2 separate regions of the Homo sapiens genome follow, and region 2 is linked to region 1. The links are chromatin contacts, found by Hi-C or POLR2A ChIA-PET in ENCODE. All regions are on one chromosome and are shown on one strand. Each heading gives the region's core, a stretch centred on a gene start or an enhancer-like site at or near the end of the contact. The rest is flanking DNA. Distances are from core to core; before and after follow the strand shown. Region 1 overlaps FRMD4A (FERM domain containing 4A). Region 2 overlaps FRMD4A (FERM domain containing 4A).

Region 1 (3,166 bases), core at 309-2,808:
TGGATGGAACCTGAAGACATTATGCTAAGTGAAAGAAGCCAGACACAAAAAGACAAATATTGTATGATTGCACTTAGATGAGGTAATTAAACAGGCAAATTCATAGAGACAACAGAATAGAGGTTGTCACGGGCTGAGGTGGTGGCAGATGGGGGGTTATTGCTTAATGGTTACAGCATTTCTGTACTGGATGATGAAAAAGTGTTGGAAATATTAGTGATTGTTACATGACATTGTGTATGCATTTGATGCCACTGAATTGCACATACGAAAATGGTTAAAATGGTGTTTGATGTTACATGTATTTTGACACAATTAAAAAAAAAGGAAAAAGGGGGAAAGGAGGTCTGATAGTTTCAAAGCCCACATGTGTAATCCCTCTGCCACTCTACCTCTGTTGACCCTGCTTCCAGGGTGAGAGCCTAAGGATCGTGCCTCAAGGGCCCTGGCTGAGTGAGGGCTACATGACTCACTTGAAACCAGTGCACTGACATTATGGATTTATACATCAGTACTTTCAACCTGGTTAATGTGAGTCTTCCCCTGAGAATGAAAAATCAGGTTTCTGAGCCTGCAGAATAAAGAGATGGCTTAACACACTGAAGAATTCACCAGAGTAATGGATACCACCATGGAAGCCTTCTGGAGACTGAGTTTTTGCCTTACCATGGTGATATGTCTCTCTGATTTAGCCTGTCACACTACAATAAGAAAACAAGTTTTCTTGGTGACTCATAAACTGAAGTCAAGGAAAAGGCTCTGAGCAGTAGCTGCCTGGCTGGAACAAACTTCATCTTTTCAAATAAACTTTTTCAACAATTGTACCTATCTGGATTTATATCTTTTGTTAAAAAATTTAAAAGGTCAGTCCCATTACTTTACACAACAGTTATTATAGACCATATGTATCAATTTCCAGGAAGAAAAGCCTACATTTATTACTTGCAATTTACAAATGGAGAAGTAAAGGCCGTGAAGAGGGAGAAAATAGATCCCAGAAGATGTTGAGGTTACAACTCCTGACTCTTAGCTGCTTTTAAAGCCACACACATTTTTTCTGCTGTCATGGTGACTGGCAACAGCCCAGAAGGTGGCTGCTCTGTCAATGAGAGTGAGAGTTGATGGATGGGCATGTAGTGAGAGTGAGAAATACACATCATTGTTTCACTGTTTAAGTCACAGAGACATTGGGGGTTGTTTGTCATTGCAGCATAACCTAGCCTATCCTGATTGATTCAGGCACTGAGTCTTTTATTTTCTGTACAGTTGATTTAAAACAATTTGTGGCATCAGCTCCTTGATTTCCTGATCTTGCAAATGAAGACAATATCCCCCGCTGATGTGACAGTGATTAATATACTACATTGTTCTGAAAGTTTCTTAAACTCCTTCAGAGAAAGTTGCTGGGCAAGCAGAAAGCAATCTGCTCTTATGTGCTTTGAAGGGATGTTTACAGAATCCCGCTGAGTATAATTTGCCAATTACTGGTGCTGTAAACATTTGTGGAGCTTTGCAGGGATCGGACTGGGAGCAAGGCCAGAAAGGCAGCTAGTAGCCCAATCGCATTCTATTGGACAATCTGGGCAGGAGCCCAGAGGCCACGTGAGCAAGGCAGCCTGTGCTCCCTGGGTTTGTCAGAATTAGCCTCTTGTGGGCCATCAGCCGTCCTGGCCCTAAGAGGTCATTACATCTAAGACTGGCTTTCTCTTAGCCCATAATTAGCTTTGTTCAATCAAATAGTTTCTCTCTTTTCTTTTTGTATCTCAAAATCTTTTTCCATTGTCCCTCTTAGCTTTTATTTCTCCTGATACCTGACAAATAAAACCTCCTTGCAAACATCCCTCCTTAACATATACTTCTCAGTGGCACCACTCACAGAGCTAATAGGACAGTCTTTCCAACACCAACTGGGCTTAGAAACCTGGGCTTCAGCCATGTGCTTTAGCAAGGAAAGGAAAGCACTGGTTCTAAATACTTAGGGAAGAAAGGAGAGGAGCTCTCAGTCAGTGCTTTGTGGCTCCAGGACCCAGATCTGAGTTCTTGAGAACACTGGATGATTCCAGTGGGAACTGTTCACGTTCCCAGCATATTACAGGGTTCCAGATCAGGTCCTGACTACTTCCTGGCCTGCTTCTTCCAGGCAGGACACGACTAACTAGAATGATCAAAACAGCACTTAACGTGTTGCAGGGCTGTAAAGCGCTCTAGGCACACTGATATGGTTTGGCTGTGTCCCCATCCAAATCTCACCTTGAATTGTAATAATCCCCAGGTGTCAAGGGCGAGGCCAGGTGGAGATAACTGAATCATGGGTGTGGTTCCCCCATCTATTCTGATGGTAATGAATAAGTCTCACAAGATCTGACGGTTTTATAAACGGGAGTTCCCCTGCACAAGCTCTCTTGCCTGCCGCCATGTAAGATGTGCCTTTGCTTCTCCTTTGCCTTCCGCCGTGATTGTGAGGCCATGTGGAACTGTGAGTTCACTAAACCTCTTTCCTTTATAAATTACCCAGTCTCAGGTATGTCTTTATTAGCAGCATGAGAACAGACTAATACACACACCCACATGACAACATCCTTTCAGGTGACTTCCATGAGCCCTTCAGGTAAATTCTGGGGAAAGGAATTCAAGGATGAGGTAGCACCCAGGCACCTCACCAATTCCTCACAGAATACTATATTCCACAGTATACTATACTACATACAGTATCAAGCTCTAAATGCTAGCCTGGTATTTACCATCACTTATATATTATGCCACCAACTTAAACTTGACATGTGTCTATCCAGATAGATGATCTTAGACAAATTACGCAAGCTCTCTGGGCCTCAGTTTTCTCATCTGTACAATGATGGACTACTGTACCATAAAAAGAATTCCTATACTAAGACATTATTTATGTTATTATTATTATTGTTTTTAGATACAGGGACTTATTCTGTTGCCCAGGCTGGAGTGCAGTGGTGCCATAATATCTCACTGCAGCCTCCAATCCTGGGATCAGTGATCCTCCAGCTTCAGTCTCCTGAGTAGGGGGGGACTACAGGTATGTACCACCATGGCTGGCTAATTAAAAAAAAATTTTTTTTTGTAAAGATGGATTCTTTCTATGTTGCCCAGGCTGGTCTTGAACTCCTGGCCTCAAGTGACCCTTTTTCTTTGG
Region 2 (3,166 bases), core at 435-2,934, 36 kb after region 1:
GAATCCCCAACCCCTGGGCCATGGACTGGTACCAGTCTATGGCCTGTTAGGAATGGGGCTGCACAGCAGGAGATGAGCAGCGAGAGAAGCTTCACCTATACTTATAGCCTCTCCCCATTGCTTGCATTACTGCCTGAGCCCCACCTCCTGTCAGATCAGCAGCAGCATTAGATTCTCGCAGGAGTCCAAACCCTACGGTGAACTATACACGTGAGGGATCTAGTTTGCACACTCCTTATAAGAATCTAGGCCAGGCGTGGTGGCTCACACCTGTAATCCCAGCATTTTGGGAGGCCGAGGCGGGTGGATCATGAGGTCAGGAGATTGAGACTGTCCTGGCCAACATGGTGAAACCCTGTCTCTACTAAAAATACAAAAATTAGTTGGGTGTGGTGGCGCCTGCCTGTAATCCCAGCCACTCAGGAGGCTGAGGCAGGAGAATCGCTTGAACTCAGGAGGCGAAGGTTACAGTGAGCTGAGATTGCACCACTTCACTCCAGCCTGGTGACAAAGCAAGACTCTGTCTCAAAAATTAAAAAAAAAAAAAAGATTCTAATGCCTGATGCCCATCACTCACATGTGGGACCATCTAGTTGCAGGAAAACAAGCTCAGGGCTCCCACTGATTTGACATTATGGTGAGCTGTAGAATTATTTCATTATATGTTACAATGTAGTAATCATGGAAATAAAGTGCACAATAAATGTAATATGCTTGAATCATCCTGAAACCATACCTCCCACACCCCATCTGTGGAAAAATTGTCTTTCATGAAACCAGTCCCTGGTGCCAAAAGGTTTGGGCCTACTGCTCTAGAAATAGCCATCCAAAAGAAATACAACGTGAGCCACAAAAGTTAGCCCAATATAAGATTTTAATTTTTTTTTTTTTGAGATGGAGTCTTGCTCTGTTGCTGGGCTGGAGTGCAGTGGCGTGACCTCGACTCACTGCAACTTCCACCTCCCAGGTTCAAGTGATTCCCTTGCCTCAGCCTCCCGAGTAGCTGGGACTACAGGCGCACGCCACCATGCCTGGTAGAGACAGGGTTTCAGCATGTTGGCCAGGATGGTCTTGATCTCCTGACCTCATGATCTGCCCACCTCAGCCTCCCAAAGTGCTGGGATTACAGGCATGAGCCACCACACCTGGACCAAGATTTTAATTTTTTTAGCCATATTTAAAAAGTTTAAAGGTGAAATTTATTGTATATTTATTTTATCTTAATATATCCAAAATATTATCATTTTAACACGGACTCACCAAGGCAAAAATTATTTACAAGACATTTTACTTAAGTTTCATAGGAAGTCTTCACAAGCTGGTGTGTGATTTATACTTGCTCACAGCTGGCGTGTGATTTATGCTTGCACACAGCTGGCGTGTGATTTATACTTGCATACATCTCCATTTGCACTGGCCACATTTTGCTCAATGGCCACATGTGGCTGGTGGCTACTGTACCACGAGGTGCAGCTTAGATCTTTCCAAATGCTTCTGTCTTGGTTATGAGGAGATTATGTCTCCTCATAATCTCAGGATTATGAGCCCTGGGTAAGACATGGCAATAATCTAACTGTTATCTTTAATTCCCTTAGAAAACACAGACTAGTCACAGTTTGCTCCACTTCTTGGAATCATAGGGACGCTTTGTTCCTCTATTTGCACACAGTGGACAGTTGTAAATGTCTTGCCAATGGCCACTAAGGGACTGGGTCAGAGGGGAGAGATGTGGAAATCCTAGGGCAGCTTGGAACTTGGAAAGGAGACTCACATCATGCGGCAGCTCCCTGGAGAAAGCAAGGTGCGAGGTTCACTGTGGCAGAATTGAGGGGATGGAGAGCACTCCTATGTGTAAAGCTCTTATCATCAAAGGGAAGAAGGGCCGGGCGTGTTGGCAGTGGCTCACGCCTGCCATCTTAACACTTTGAGAAGGAAAGGACCAAGGCAGGAGAATCACTTGGGATCTGGAGTTGGAGACCAGCCTGGGCAGCAGAGGGAGACCCTGTCTCTCTAAAAATTTAAAAAATTAGCAATGCACATCTGTTAGCCCCAGCTACTGGAGAGGCTGAGATGGGAGGATCACTTGAGCCCAGAAGGTTGAGGTTGCAGTGAGCTGTAATCGCACCACTGCACCACAGCTGGTTGATAGAGCGAGACCCTGCCTGAAAAAAAAGTGGGGGCCAGGTGTGGTGGTTCACACCTGTAATCCCAGCACTTTGTGGGAGGCTGTTGTGGGTGGGTCACCTGAGGTCAGGAATTCCAGACCAGCCTCGTCAACACGGCGCAACCCTGTCTCTACTAAAAATACAAAAGTAGCTGGGCATGGTGATGCAGGCCTGTAGTCCCAGCTACTCGGGAGGCTGAGACAGGAGATCGTTTGAACCCAGGAAGTGGAGGTTGCAGTGAGCCAAGATTGCACCACTGCACTCTAGCCTGGGCGATAGAGCAAGACTCTCTCAAAAAAAAAAAAAAAAAAAAAAAACCCAAAAAGTGGGGATGGGGAAGAAATTCGGCCAACCATTCATCTAAAGTGATGGGGAGAAGCACTGAAACGAAGCCTGTCTAGCAGTAGAAGGTCAGGTCGGTTTTTCTGGCACTGGGCAGGCTCCCTGTGAGACAGGATATCTACAGTCTCACAAGCCTCAAGAGAACCAAATAAGGAAGGGCCACACCTCAGCCATTCCATTCTAGTGAAAATCCACTCTATTTTTATGAAGGTCAAGAGAAAGAGTCCAGAATCTTTCCTACTAACGGCTTCCTGTACCCCATCTAGCAACTCTCACTGTCCGGAAATTCTTACTTAAATCATTCTCACTATGGCTAAAGCACACTTCCCTTTCTCTGCTCTCAACATACTCCCCCAAATATACATTCGGGTCAGAGAATAAATGAAGAAAATAATTTTCAAGGAGCAAGGATATGACAACGAGACTTAGGGAGTTCGGCTGACCATAAAACATGCTCCGCCCCCCATATCTGGCTATAGCGTCCTCCAGAAGGTTCCAAGACTGCGATGAGGGTGGCTCCTCTCATTTTGATGAAGGCTTTTTTTCTTTTTTTCAGGTGGGGGACAAAGTCTTGCTCTGTCGCCCAGGCTGGAGTGCAGTGGTGTGATCTTGGCTCACTGCAACCTCCGCCTCCCAGGTTCAAGTGATTCTCCTGTCTC

What was found. Hi-C counts contacts between places; a loop is a spot of excess contacts on that map. ChIA-PET counts read pairs that join two places held with the same protein, here RNA polymerase II (POLR2A).
Region 2: a map of Caco-2 shows a loop between it and region 1 (5-fold over the local background). The contact joins two enhancer-like sites. A Hi-C loop is called at or near these places in 2 of 168 maps with a recorded cell type or tissue (Caco-2 and endothelial cell of hepatic sinusoid). POLR2A ChIA-PET finds 5 or more read pairs at or near these places in 6 of 52 experiments (BJ, GM12878, PC-3 and 3 more).

The regions. Positions count from the first base shown.
Region 1 is chr10:13,815,258-13,818,423 of GRCh38, forward strand. All of the region lies in intron 3 of FRMD4A (FERM domain containing 4A), which reads right to left. Among named protein-coding and RNA genes, the nearest start is that of FRMD4A-AS2, 170 kb to the right of the region's middle. Within about 2 kb of position 1,559, at least 9 of the 41 ENCODE cell types and tissues checked have a DNase peak (open chromatin) inside an H3K27ac peak, as active enhancers do.
Region 2 is chr10:13,851,372-13,854,537 of GRCh38, forward strand. All of the region lies in intron 3 of FRMD4A (FERM domain containing 4A), which reads right to left. Among named protein-coding and RNA genes, the nearest start is that of FRMD4A-AS2, 140 kb to the right of the region's middle. Within about 2 kb of position 1,685, at least 5 of the 41 ENCODE cell types and tissues checked have a DNase peak (open chromatin) inside an H3K27ac peak, as active enhancers do.